Linked DNA regions of Homo sapiens: region 2 is linked to region 1. Evidence: chromatin contacts called from ENCODE Hi-C or POLR2A ChIA-PET data. All regions are on one chromosome and are shown on one strand. The core of a region is the stretch at or near the end of the contact, and the rest is flanking DNA. Distances in the headings are between cores, read along the strand shown. Region 1 overlaps RIC1 (RIC1 partner of RAB6A GEF complex). Region 2 overlaps INCR1 (interferon stimulated noncoding RNA 1).

What was found. Hi-C counts contacts between places; a loop is a spot of excess contacts on that map. ChIA-PET counts read pairs that join two places held with the same protein, here RNA polymerase II (POLR2A). Pooled maps may share reads with other maps.
Region 2: a loop to region 1 is called in a pooled map, with 2.4 times the contacts of the local background. The contact joins two enhancer-like sites. A Hi-C loop is called at or near these places in 2 of 37 single-sample maps with no recorded cell type and 5 of 50 pooled maps. POLR2A ChIA-PET finds 5 or more read pairs at or near these places in 2 of 52 experiments (WTC11 and activated CD4-positive, alpha-beta T cell).

The regions. Positions count from the first base shown.
Region 1 is chr9:5,762,561-5,770,268 of GRCh38, reverse strand. It overlaps RIC1 (RIC1 partner of RAB6A GEF complex), which reads right to left. Exons shown (of 26, transcript NM_020829.4): 18 at 7,609-7,708; 19 at 6,401-7,129; 20 at 4,697-4,855; 21 at 4,471-4,607; 22 at 1,013-1,299; 23 at 1-182. Among named protein-coding and RNA genes, the nearest start is that of ERMP1, 67 kb to the left of the region's middle. RefSeq lists an enhancer at 6,662-7,708. Within about 2 kb of position 5,733, at least 2 of the 41 ENCODE cell types and tissues checked have a DNase peak (open chromatin) inside an H3K27ac peak, as active enhancers do.
Region 2 is chr9:5,581,133-5,587,962 of GRCh38, reverse strand. All of the region lies in intron 1 of INCR1 (interferon stimulated noncoding RNA 1), which reads left to right. Among named protein-coding and RNA genes, the nearest start is that of RIC1, 45 kb to the left of the region's middle. Within about 2 kb of position 4,107, at least 8 of the 41 ENCODE cell types and tissues checked have a DNase peak (open chromatin) inside an H3K27ac peak, as active enhancers do.

The DNA of each region.
Region 1 (7,708 bases), core at 4,484-6,983:
TAAAGGTGACAAGAAGGCATCTTGCATTTGTGGTCCATGGGATGAAGCTGTGTCTATCTCATGATGGGTGGGGCCAATGTTGCTGAGCCAGCTCTGACTTCGCTGGATGTTGGAGATGCCAGCATCCATCTCAAGGTTCAAAAATGGGTCAGCTGATTGAGACTTTAACAGCTGCTCTCCCACTGCAGAGTGGGTCCGAAAACAAAAAATGGAGGAAGAAATTGAAGATGCACACACTGACATTTTCAATTCAGCTCTTTTAGCTTCCCCTACCTGCCTACCCAATAAGAACAGTTCAAAGGCAATTACTGTCCTGTACTGTATCAGCCACCCCAAAACTAGAGACATGGGATTGTGTAACAATGGACTGACCACAATACCACCTAAAAGTTATATCATCCTATTTCTTACTGGAGCTAGGCAAAACTTTATTATGTTGATCTTCTAAGTGATTTGCTTTGGCTCTTAAGATAACATGAAGTTTCCAAATGCCAAAGTTAAAAGTTTTGGTTTCAATATTCACAAATAATAATAATTAGAACAGTCTTCATAAAAAGTCCTGAATTAAAAAACTTTAAATTTTTATTTCACCAAAATATACACTTTCAGTTTGTCCTCTCCTAGTTTAGAAGGTGGCCTTACTGTTCCCCTGGAATGAGTTCTGTCAGCTTACTTTGAGGTCCATGTCTATCTGATTCCAGAACTCCTTCCCACAATAACATAAGCATGGTAGCTTTTATATTCAGGCAGTTCTCAACTTCTTTATAATCCAAGTATGATTAGATTTTTGAATTAGACTTCAAGGTCACAAGACTTAGAGACATAGGTTCTACTTTATTTACATCTTTGGTCAAACAGTGGGCATTCCAACTCATGTACAAAAAGTTGGCTTTTATCCATTCCTAAGTTTGGAATGAAAATAATTCCTTGAATATCAACTAATAGCAAAATGTGTAAATACACGGAGTAAAATACAATTCTCCTTGTACAAGTGACATGAAGTCTACATTACCAGTTCGGTATTTTCCATTTTTGAAAGGAGAACTGATAGAAGAGGCTGGGATGATTGGAAGTGGCCACAGGAAATCTTTGTGGAGTCTCTTCAGGGCTATTACAAAGTTGTCTACCCGGGCGGCTCGGGTACGTTCCTTGCATAGCCAACTAATTAGTTCAAAGCCCAGCTGGGCTGCAAAGCAGCCAAGGTCCTTTAACCTCACATCTTCTAAGAGGCGCCGAGCATGTCTCCAGAGCATCATGTCAATATACATGTTCTCAGCACAGTCACTGTCTTTGCTCCATCTGTAAGTGGAAACACAAGAAAGCTACAGAATAATCTTTACTGGAGGATTTCACATCCTTATTACGCAGAGGTACTGATAAAGCTGACAAGGAGATAAGAGATCCAAGATCTAATTCTGATTGACAATGAAGATAAAGTATCAACGCTTCTCCTCCGTGTTACACCACAACCCTCGGAACACAGAAGGCTCTTAAGACACATTTGTAGAATGAATACAGGGAACAGGAAAAGGGGGACAGAAGAAGTCAGACCAGGAAGCAGGTGATGGGTGGCTGACAGAAAGAAAGGCAGCAAACCTCTATGCTATATTTGAAAAGCCCAATGAAAAGAGGGAAGGAGAGCACATCAAAGAAACTAAGGATAGAGAGGCAAAGTGAAATTAAATTTCTCAGTGTGAGTCATGCAGACATATGAAAAGAATACCAACTTTTTTTTTCTTAAATGACAAGGTTTCACAATGTCACCCAGTCTGGAGTGCAGTGGTGTGATCATAGCTCACTGCAACCTCAAACTCCTGGGCTCAAGCTATCTTCCCCACCTCAGCCTCCCAAGTAGCTGGGACTACAGGTACTTGCCACCATGCCTAGCCAATGTATTTTTATTTTTGCAAGGATGGGATCTTGCTGTGTTGCCCAGACTCATCTTGAACTCCTGGCCTCAAGCAATCCTCCCACCTTGGCCTCCCAAAGTGCTGGAATTACAGGTGTTAGCCACCTTGCCAGTCCTGAAACCAATTTTTAAAAATTACAACTTGCCTAAGTATAGTCTCTCATTCCTGACTTACATGAGCTAATGTGGGGGAACTGGTTTGGTAACTGGATAATGTGGTGCTTTAAGTGAGAGGCAGTTTAGTGGTGGGGTAAAGAGCCTAGTCTCTGGTGCAGTACTGCCTGGATTCGGATCTTGGCTCTGCCACTCATTTGTTGTGTGAACATAACTAAGTTTATTTTCCTAGGCCTCTGTTTCTTCACCTATACAATGTGGATAACCCTCATAGAGTTGTTTAAAATAGGACCTATGTATGTAAATGCTTAGAATAAGGCCTGGCATGTAGTAAGCACTTGTTAAAAAACAGTAAAACAGGCTGGGCATGGTGGCTCATGCCTGTAATCCCAGCACTTTGGGAGGCAGAGGCAGGCGGATCACCTGAGGTCGGGAGTTTGAGACTAGCCTGACCAATACGGAGAAACCCCGTCTCTACTAAAAATACAAAATGAGCCAGGCGTGGTGGTGCATGCCTGTAATCCCAGCTACTTGGGAGGCTGAGGCAGAAGAATCACTTGAACCTGGGAGGCGGAGATTGCGATGAGCCGAGATCAAGCCATTGCACTCCAGCCTGGGCAACAAGAGCGAAACTCCATCTCAAAAAACAAAAAAACCCAGTAAAACATGACAATAACAAACGTTCAATAAGCTCTCACTATGTGCCCAAGCACGGTAGTAAGAATATAAACATATGTTCATGTTGTCCTGGGGAAAAAAAAAAAAAGAGAATATGAACAATATAAAACAAAGGATTAGGTAAGGAAAAAAATGAGACAACAACAGAAGAACATAGGAAGGAATACACAGGCCTCACAAACCAGAGGAAATTCTCATGATTTTATAATGTTAGTGTGAATTCATAGTCATCTCTCAGAAGACAATATCCCATCTATGGGTGATAGCAGTTTCAGTCTCCAGCATACAATTCATTTGGCTCCCCGACTGTGTAATAACTTCTCTAATCAATAGGTCACAAGAGTGTCAAATGCATTAGCACTAAATTTATATCAAAAAGTATAATTAGAAGGAAAGGTAAAATTACGACTTTAAGAAGGCTTTTGGATTACCTACAGATTTATCTATCTTCCTTTTGGTCCTCTATCATCAGAGGTAATTTAAAAGTTTGTTGCATTTTCAAATCAAAACCACAACGCAATGCCACCTTACTCCTGCAAGAATGACCATAATCAAAAAACAGTAGATGTTGGCATGGATGTGGCCATCAGGGAACACTTCTACACTGCCGGTGGGAATGTAAACTAGTACAGCTGCTATGGAAAACAGGGTGGAGATTCCCTCAATAACCAAAAGTAGAACTACCATTTGATCCAGCAATCTCACTACTGGGGTTCTACCCAGAGGAAAAGAAGTCATTCAAAAAAGATACTTGCACACACGTTTATAGCAGCACAGTTCACAACTGCAAAATCGTGGAACCAACCCAAATGCCCATCAGTCAACGAGTGGATAAAGAAACTTGTATATACGTATATATGATGGAATACTACTCAGCCATAAAAAGGAATGAATTAACAGCATTTGCAGTGACCTGATGAGATTGGAGAGTATTATTCTAAGTGAAGTAACTCAGGAATGGAAAACCAAATGTAGTATGTTCTCACTGATATGTGGGAGCTAAACCATGAGGACGCAAAGGCATAAGAATGATACAATGGACTTTGGGGACTTGGGGGAAAGGCTGGGAGGGGGTGAGGGATAAAAGACAACAAATATGGTGCAGTGTATACTGCTTGGGTGATGGGTGCACCAAAATCTCACAAATCACCACTAAATAACTTATTAATGTAACCAAATACCACCTGGACCCCAGTAACTTATGGGAAAAAAAAGTTTGTAGCATTTGGCCAGGTAGGGTGGCTCACGCTTGTAATCCCGGCCCTTTGGGAAGCAGAGGCAGGTGGATCCTTGAGGCCAGGAGTTCGAGACTAGCCTGGGCAACATGTTGAAACCCCGTCTCTACTAAAAATATGAAAATTAGCCGAGTGTGGTGGCATATGCCTGTAATCCCAGCTACTTGGGTGGCTGAGGCAGGATAATCGCTTGAACCTGTAAGGCGGAGGTTGCAGTGAGCTGAGATGGTGCCACTGCATTCCAGCCTGGGTGACAGAGTGAGACTCTGTCTTAAACAAGTTTGTTACATTCAGAACAGGTACATGAAGATCTATTCCAGAAAAAGGGGCAGAAACTATTCAGAGGGTGCTGAAGTGAACTTGGGAGGAAGGAAAAAGGGAAGCCTTCTGTGTGGCCTCTGCTTTTTGGGAATGGAAAAAGAAACTGCAATTGGATTAAATAGTTGTTTCCATTAAGACCTAATTTTGTAAATGTCTTGAAATGCAATGTGTCATGAATGCCCAAAAAGCAGTAATGGCTCTTTATTATTTTACCTTTTTCCAGAGGGACCAGATGGCATACTTAGTGTTTTCTGTAAACTGAATTTACTGGCAGGAACATTTTCAGCTGACTGGGATAAACTGATGCTTCGATTCCTGAAGAACTCAAATCCACCACTTGAACTGGGTTCCTAGGATTACACACCATATGCAGTACCATTAGAGAAAGATGCTACGTGGGTGTATGGCCTAGAGAAGATGTGTAACTTTTGCAACTAACCTGAGCTGTGGGTGTGGATGGAGGTGTCTCAGATTCTCCAGAGCCAATGGCTTTAAGAAATCGAATCATGTGTCGACAAAGGTCCCACTTGCCTTGTTCTAGTGCTGTGTTGAATAGAAGGGTAGCATGTTGCCTACTTACTGCAGGGACTTCCATATTCTACAAAAAACAACCAGGACAGCATTCTTTTTATACTACACAATTTGGGAAGATATGAGCAATTCTTTATCTCGTTTTCTAAACTCAAAGAATGTAGCCACACCACCACAGGGGTTAGTTTAATAATAAGATTAAAAAGTACCATACAAGGAAAAGCGAGGCAAGTACTCTTCTGGTGTATGTAAACTATAATTTATTAAACTCCTACTACATGCCAGATAGCATACATATACTTTAAGTCATTTCATTTATTTCTCCCAGTGACTCTGCAGATAGGCATATCATTTGTATTTTACAAGTGAGGAAACTGAGTTAAGTAAATTGTTGAAGATCAGCAGAAAAGGAAGAAAAAAAAGGGAGGTTTGCCTGACTCCAAAATAGGTCAGGTCTGTCTCCTGTTGCAGAGTTTTCTGAGGATGTGACTAGAATCTTTGCTTTGGGCAATAGCAAGTAGTAAAGTTCTGCTGCACATTCAGAATCCTCCATTTTTCTTTCACAAATTTAACCTGCCTATCTTGGTCTTTATGGAAAGGTGCCTAATAGACAACTGTAATTGTAATTATTATCTGCCAATCCATAGCAACTTAGGAATTCTGTTGCAGAAAAAAATTACATTGTCAGGGAGATACAGTGAAGTTGCAGGGAGTGACCCGGAACCAAAAAACAGCTGCATTTATTTTGATTCTATTTTTAAAACCCTATGTCTTTTTCTTTAGGGTTAGCCATGGAATCATACTTCAAGGCCACCTGGCCTCTGCTTGAGTGTCTCCTCTGGTTTCAGTTCATTGTCATGAAGCAAAGAAGCTGACAGGAAATCTGCTTCAGGCAGAGATTGAAACCAGGTTTATGGTTAGCTTCTTACATCAATGGAAACAACTTTGCAGTAACTGGAAAGAATCTTTAAGTGTAGCCTATCAAATAACCAACTGTCAAGCCCTTTTGTCAAATAGCTAATGAAATAAATTTTCAGGAGTTGCAAAGAAGCCATTATTTTGAGAAAAACTGTGTGCTATGAGGGTCTTTGCTGTGGCAGGCCTGAGCCTTCTCAGCTTGCTTTGGGGAAGACTAGCTCAAGGTGCTCTGTTATGACCATGCTCTAATAAGTGTCCCCTCAGTAACCCACACTGAAAGGAAACAAATCTACTGTTGTGAGAAGCTCAAACTCACTAATATCTCAAATAATACTTTCTTTGCTATGTTTCTTATGTAATATTTCAATAATCTTATGTAATATTTCTTCCATGTTCCTATTACATGTATTCTAATATACATATTAAATTTCTTCAATATATTAAAATTTCAAAACACTACTCTGAACTCATTAATCTGTTTTAGGCCTATTTATGGACAATGGAAAAAATATCTCTGCAATGTTACTTTATGATATTCAAAGGAATCTGTCTGAATTCTTCCAAATTAAAGATATAAACAGAAAATTTGACTATGAATTCCTTAAACACAATCATGGTGTCAAAACAGGACATTTCTATTTTTCTAAGTTTAAGCTCATTAATTCTTGCCCCTTTATAAGAAGAGAATTGTTACCTGTAAGATAATAAGGTAAGAGGCAGCTGTGTCCAAATCCTGAGCCATCAAACACTCCTCAAACAAGTCCTTAGGGTTTCCAACAGCTGCAAAAAGGTAATTCCACAGGGCATATTCGGTCTTCCTGGCACAATGGACAACTGTCTGCAGGAAGAGGGGGAACTCAGTGATAAATTTTGCCACAGTGGGAAGCAGAGGGTCGGGAATGGGCTCCCGTGAGGTAGCTTCTTCTTCCAGTACTTCATGGAGCATGAGCTCCAGCACATGAGGGAAGTAAGGTAATGTGGCACAGGACTGGGCCAAGAGCAAGGCTTGCTCCCCAAGGTTTCTGACCAGAAGTTGACGTAGAATGTGGTGGAGGTAGATCTGAGAGGTTCTCTCCACAACACAGAAAGGGAAGAGCACCTCCAGCTGTTCTCTAGCATTGTTCCGAGTATATAAAGAATCATAGAGCAAAGTGTCATTGACAGCACCAAGGACTAAAGCATCTTCAAACAGAACAGCTAGCGGGTAAATGTTGATGTGGAAAGGCAGCATGATCCGCTGGGACAAGAAGGAATGGGGCTTGCGGTGATCCCTAGGGAAGAGAGGGAGCCAAACTTTCATCCCTGCACCACCACAGCTCAGCCAGAGGGCCTCCAGAAGGTGACGTTTCTGTTTATTTGCTCGACACGTTGTCCAGACATTTTCAACAGACTGGGCTAGTACAACAGGAGGACAGAATGGCAGCTGGAGAAGGAGAGACAAGAATCAAGTTGTTTTCCTATTAAATCTGCAGGTTCTTAAGTTCCTAGGTACTAGTTTACTAAGTCTTTCAAATGATAGTATAATATTTTTTTGGGAAAAGCAAAGGGATCTAATTAGAATTAGAGTTAATAAAAGTATCCTGGCCTTTTAAAGTATATACACTTAAATCTGAAAACAAAACACCCCATGAACTTCACCAGTCTATCCCTATTTTTTCCATTAGAATTTGCAATGAATGATGCCTAAGCAGTTAACATATGGAGTATGGAACATTTCATGATCATTTTGGGACCTTATCCTCCAGTCAGTCAGTCTTACACCCAGAGGCTTAAGACTGATTTTATGGACTTAATTTCTCCTTTCCAAATCATAAAATACTCTTCTCTTAAATTGTTTCATTCCTTCATCCTCATCCCATACCTTCTTAATGTTTGAAAAGAAATGACTAGTACTTTACTCACAAGTTTCCTTTGGTTATTAGGGTTACTGTCCTTCTCCCGGATCTGTGGGCCTGACCTGTCCCTCTGCATCATGATGAGCTGTCCTGCCAGGTTTAACATA
Region 2 (6,830 bases), core at 2,858-5,357, 180 kb after region 1:
GCCTGGGCAACACAGTGAGACTCTGTCTCAAAAACAAAAAAAAAAAGATCTGGCTATATTGCTATATACTAACTGTGATAGGTTCTGTAGTTCCTCTCAATAACACTGCCAGGTAAGGTTCGTTATTTTATGTATGAGGAAACTAAGGTTCAAAGAGAACGACTTGTCTGTAGTCATGCAGCTGGTTAATGGCAGAGCTGGATTCAACTCAGGCAAGCTACCTATAGATCTCAGGGCAGGTAGGAAAGGGTTATATTAGACTCAAGTAGGAAGCTTTATGAAATTGCTCCCCACTTCCTGCTTCTCCATGATATTCTGATATGTACCCCAAATGGCTGTGAATCTTTGCAGAAGTCAGTGGTTGTTACTGACCGGAGAGTGAGGAATTATCTTCCATGTTTTGGGGGTGGTAAAAATTCTGAGAACCACCACCACATGTTACTTCTTCCATCTGCCTTCCGCTGCTTGAGGCTTCAAAATAAAGTTGTAAGAAATTCCAGCTCTTTGCCCTTACCAATATAGCCCAGGGTGACTCTTACTTAATTCTGTATATGAGTTCCAGAAAATATAGAACTCTATAGAAAAAAATGTATGGCACTTGGCTGAGATTTTCTGTTGACTTCCCTCCAGTCCTTATAAGATCACTTTTCCCTTACTTGATTGTTGTCCCCCATTGACCAAACCAGCAGGTTCTGGCCACTCCCCTCAGTGACTAAAGCTGTCAGCGTCATTACTAGGGTTAAGGCCCTGTCATGGGCTGCCCCAGCCACACACATATTCCAGCTGCTTTGCCTGTTTTAGTCATCCTGTGACATCTCTTCTTGTTATATAGGATATCATCTATGTAAAAGATGAGAGAGAGAGAGGGCTTCTGTGATCTGCAAACCCTTTGAAGACAAGGCTGATGTTTTACTATCTATCTTGGTGCCTAGTACAGTGCTTAGTACCAAATGAATGATAAAATACATGAGAAAGAACAGGATGGTCTCCTCATGATTGCACTTTCTCAGGATAGGCCTGGACCCTATCTCCATTTCCATAGAAATGGCCCTTTCCCCCAGGTTCTGGTACATGGCCCTGGTTGAGCTAATAAACAGCAACAAAAGAACTTAAAGTCTAAAAATGCTTTGAGGCCTGAAAGAAATTATCTCTGAAGGTGAAGTGTTGAGGTAGAAAGATGGAGAAATGGGGTAAGTGCATGTGCAGGGAAAGGGCAGGGACTTCCCAGCTCACCTCCTGTCATGTCCAGATGCAGCCACATACTTTGCTTACAGTGACTTGTCCTGTGTGGAGGCAATTCTTTGAGGCAAAACTATGCCTTAAAGCCTTAAAGCCCAGCCCAGAATTTCACATCAGCCCTTCTCTAGTCCTGACATTATTCACCAAATAAAAGGCAGATACTTGCTATGTTTTACAAGTTTCTTGTCTGTGTCATCAGCCTTGTTCCATCCTTAGATACAAAGAGGGTTGAAAACAGGATGTTTGAAAACAGGATGTTTGGGTTAAAAAACAGGGTTGAAGAAAAAAAGAATAATATTCAGAAAAGAATGTGGCAAGTGGACATAGTTCTTAAGGAACCCTACAAATGAGATTTGAAAACCTGGCTCATTTCATGATTCATTGACTCAAAGATTTTAAGGACATATTTCAGCTGGTAGAAAAAAGTTCACTTGAGGATAACATCTTGAGAGTCAAGTTGAAGATAAAAGACTCCTGTTTCTGGTATCTCTGTGAAACATAAACGAGGGTACCCTTTAGGACCAAGTACTTCATAGAAAGTTAGAGCTGGAAGGGGATTTACAAGCCATTTCATTTTAGTCTTCTCAGGAAACTGAGGCTCATAGGAGTTAAGTGTCTAGTTTGAAGAATTATGGGATCTTAGAGTAAGAAGATTTGTAATTCATCACCTAAGGGAAGAATACTTTCCAGAGTATCCTGAAAAATGGTAGCTCCAGGCTATGTAGATATATCCAGGAACCAGGAGGTTAACCTTTGATGAACAGCTCTAGTTGTTAGTGAATTCTTTCCATTTCTGGGCCAAATTCTTCTTCAATGTAACTTGCACCCATTGATCTTGGCTCTCATGTCTTCCCTTGATAATTCTTCTCCAGGAGAAATGCGCCCAGCTTCTTCCAATATTCCTAGTCTAGGGGTGGCTTCAAGCCCGATTGCCATCTTGGGTGCTTCCCTCTAGATCTACTCTCATTTATTCATGTCCCAATTAACAAGTCGGGCCCAGAATAGAACAAAATATTCTAGAGGTAGGCTGGCCTAGACATAGTAGGTTCCATAGGACTATTTGTTCCCAGTTCTGAACAGTGTCCTGTCAACACTGCTGAAGTTCTCCTTAGTGTTTTTGTTTTGTTTTGAGACAGGGTCTCACTTTGTTGCCTAGGCTGGAGTGCAGTGGTGAGGTCATGGCCCATTGCAGCTTTGATCTCCTTGGGCTCAGGTGATCCTCCTACCTAAGCCTCCCTAGTATCGGGACTACAAGTGTGCGCCATCACGCCCAGCTAATTTTTGTATTTTTTATAGAGACGCAGTTTCGCCATGTTGCCCAGGCTGGTCTCAAACTCCTGGGCTCAAGTGATCCACCTGCCTTGGCCTCTTAATGGGCTGGGATTATAGGCATGAACCACCATGCCCAACCTCCTTAGTTTTTAAGCAATTGGATTTCAATTCAACCTGCATTTGTACTTAGGGCACATTTGTAGTTTATGAGTATGATACTGTTTAAATTCTTTTCTATTAAATCCCCAGAACTTTTTCATATTAACTGCTAATAAACTGCTCTTCCATCTTAGGTGTGTGGATCAAAAGCAGGACCTTTCATTCTACCTCTTTGGTTTTGACCTCGTGATTCAACCTGGGACTTAATTTTTTTATTTTTTATTTTTATTTTTTGAGGCAGGGCGTCATGCTGTTGTACAGGCTGGAGTGCAGTGGTACAATCTTGGCTCACTGCAGCCTCAACCTCCCGGGCTCAAGCGATCCTCCCACCTCAGCCTCCCAATTAGCAGGGATCACAGGCACACACTACCACACCTGGCTAATCTTTGTATTTTTTGTAGAGATGGAGTTTTGCTATGTTGCCCAGGCTGGTATTGAACTCCTGACCTCAAGTGATCTGCCCGCCTCGGCCTCCTAAAATGCTGAGATTACAGGTGTGAGCCACTGTGGCAACCTGGGATTTTGAAATAGAAACTCTTCTATCCAACTGACTCTCTCTCCCTACTTTATTAATCATCATATATTATAAGCTCATCTTCTATGTTTTCATCCAAGTTACCCATAAGACAGAGGGAAAAAGACAATTTTTTAGTAGTTGCTTTGTCAACCTAACCTCTTCTCTCAACCATATTCACTTACTCACAAGGATATAAATGTACATCTTGTTGTGTGCTGTGATTAAAAATCAATATATTCTATGTCTATGGCAACTCCATGAGCTACCAAACTTGTAACTCCCTAAGCTACCAAACTGGTAACTTTTTTTTTTTCTTTTTGAGACAGGGTCTCATTCTGTTTCCTAGGCTAGAGTGTGGTGGTGTATTCACAACTTACTGCAGCCTCAACCTCCTGGGCTCAGTCGATCCTCCCACCTCAGCCTCCCCAGTAGCTGGGACTGCAGGCGTGCACCATCACACCTGGGTAATTTTTGTATTTTTTGTAGAGATAGGGTTTTGCCATGTTGCCCAGGCTGGTCTTGAACTCCTGAGCTCAAGCCATCTGCCTGCCTCAGCCTCCCAAAGTGCTAGGATTACAAGTGTAAGCCACCATGCCCAGCCCAAACTGGTAACTTTACTGAAAAAGAAATGGGATAAATTAGGCAAGTTACTTAACTTCTATAAGCCCAAGTTTCCTCATCCATAAAATGTGAATATTTGTTCTACTCCCTTTACCAGGTGGTAGTGAGGCTCAACTAGTATAACAAGACATTTGAAAATGCTTTGTAAACTTAAAAAAATTTTTTTTTGAGATGGAGTCTTGCTCTGTCGCCCAGGCTGGAGTGCAGTGGCGTGATCTCAGCTCACTGGAAGTTCCTCCTCCCAGGCTCAAGCAATTCCCCTGCGTCAGCCTCCCAAGTAACTGGTGGGCACTCATCACCACGCCCGGCTAATTTTTGTATTTTTAGTAGAGACGGGGTTTCACCATGTTGGCCAGGCTGGTCTCTAACTCCTGACCTCAAGTGATCTGCCAGCCTCGGCCTCCCAAATTGCATTTTTCTTTCCCTCCCTGCTCTCTTGGGCTACTCCTGTCCATGGGGAGCTCCCACCCACCCTGAATTCCTTTGGGTCTTATGGTCTGGTCCCACTTATCAGTCACTTGATTGCATGTAGCTTTGGTTTTTGTGGTGTATTTCTCCAGCTCACTATACATTCCTCAAACTCAAGGTAGAGCATATCTAATACATACTTTGTATTTCTCACAAGTACACAGTGCTGACTGGGGGTTTCAGAGTCCTAAGACAGAGTCTGAAACACCCTGGGGACTAGATGAGCTGCCTTTATGCCACACAGCCTTGAAAGGGAGGGGACTGTGTCAGGGTAGTCCAGTGAATCACCCTGTCTCATTGATGAGTGTAAGAAAGTAGAGGCTCTGGTCAACCTGGACTTAAACTTTCCATTGTGCTTCTCAGGGGATACAGCTGTAGCCTGCCAGACTGGCATTTTCCCTAACAGCTTTCAAATGTCACATTCCACTATAACATACTCACACACAGAAGCTGTTCTTTCTTTGTCTTCATTTTGAGAACACTCAGAAAAGTTTTTATATTTTGGAAAGACCCCTTTCATTCCCCACCCTTGAGTTTTCTGCCTTCAGGACGTTAGTTCTTGAAGACAACTCCCCAGAGCACTAGTGGAAAGATGCTGGCAGCTCCTCCAATCACATGAACCTCACATGTTCTGACGCAGCTCAGTCATGCATTCTGTGCTGGAGCTGCATGATGTTTGATTAGGCAGGCAGGATGCTGGCAAACCCAGTGCCTTTTCAAACTTTAACTTAGTACACTTTTCTTGTAGTTTCTCTTTAGATTCTCATAAAAACACAGGTGAAAGTTTGTACTTGACATAGGGAAAAAACACAAGTTGTGCATCTAAAAATTCTGCCCCAGAAACATTATATCTGCCATTTATGTGACCTTTTGATTTATAATAAGCAGATGCTGAAATTCTAAAATTTCAAAATATTTTTAAAGAATTGCTTAAAGATTTTTTTTGAATTTAAAATGTTTATTTTTTAAGCTTTTCAAATACAAGAAGAATATAAAGAAAAAAATTACCCATAATCTCATGACATTGACAAAGATAGCCACTGTTATTGCCATTCTAATTTTATAGTTGAGAAAACAAAGGAGAGGAAGAAAGGAAAGAAAATGAGCTTTTAGGGTTTTTTTTCTCAACTTTAAGAAAAAAACTCCTTAGAGGGATCCCCCAAAATTTTGTAAACAATTGACAGATATTCATATTCCTAATAACACATATTGCCAGGAGTACCATTGCTGTTTCTGAACACCATGATGTTTCTTCAGTAAGCTCTACAGAGATCTCATTTCCATGTCACAGAGGAAAACTACTTAAAATAACATTTTATGAAAGTTACTATACTACGTTACAAAACATCTTGTAAAACAGAGAAAAGAAGGAAATTACATACAACCCCAACACTTTAACAAAATCTTATTCATATTTTAGCATACTTCCTTCTGTCCTTTTTTCCCATTCTAAATTTTTTTTAACTTTTATTTTAAGTTCAGGGGTACATGTGCAGGATGTGCAGGTTTGTTACATAGGTAAACGTGTGCCATAGTGGTTTGCTGCACAGATCATCCCATTACCTAATGCCCAGCGTCCATTGGCTATTTTTCCTGATGGTCTCCCTCCTCCTACCCCCGCTTCTGACAGGCCCCAGTGTGTTTTGTTCCCCCCATGTGCTCATGTGTTCCATCATTCAGTTCCCACTTGTAAGTGAGAACATGCAGTGTTTGGTTTTCTGTTCCTGTGTTAGTTTGCTGAGGAGAATGGCTTTCAACTCCATCCATGTCTCTGCAAAGGACATGATCTTGTTCCTTTTTATGGCTGCATAGTATTCCATGGTATATATACACTACATTTTCTTTATCCAGTCTATCACTGATGGGCATTTAGGTTGATTTTATGTCTTTACTATTGTGAATAGTACTGCAGTGAACATACGTGTGCATGTATCTTTATAATAGAAGGATTTGTATTCCTTTGGGTATATACCCAGTAATGGGGTTGCTGAGTCAAATGGTATTTCTGCTGGGTCAAATGGTGTTCTTGTTGACACCACCAGGTCTTATCTCAAAGGTCTAGAAAATTGATTCTGTGAGTAAACTCAGAATTAGACTAAAAAACTGGATCATACTAACCAAACTCCTAAGGGACTTTTCTATTATAAGAAATGCCATTGACATGCATATCAGAAGTTGCTTTAAAAAGTCTATTCCTATAGAAAACCCTATATAAGAAGTCAAATTATACTCAGGTTTCTCAGTAAGCATAGACCATAGATGGGGTGAAGGATGGTGGTGGTGGCTAGAATGATTTTAATGACTAGTGTCAACAAGCTACATGACTGATGCACTCACATAGGAGGAATAGATCTGACAGGTGGTAGGAACATGTGGGCTGGATGGACAGAGACCCTTCTCCATTGGACATGCTGGAGATTCACTAAATATTTTTCCATATTGGCCTCTCTTGCCTCGACTCCATGCACACTGCTTTCAATTCAATTCCATGATAATTGTTAAGTATCTTCTATGTGCGAATCCTTGTACTGGGTTCTGGGACTATAAAAATGAA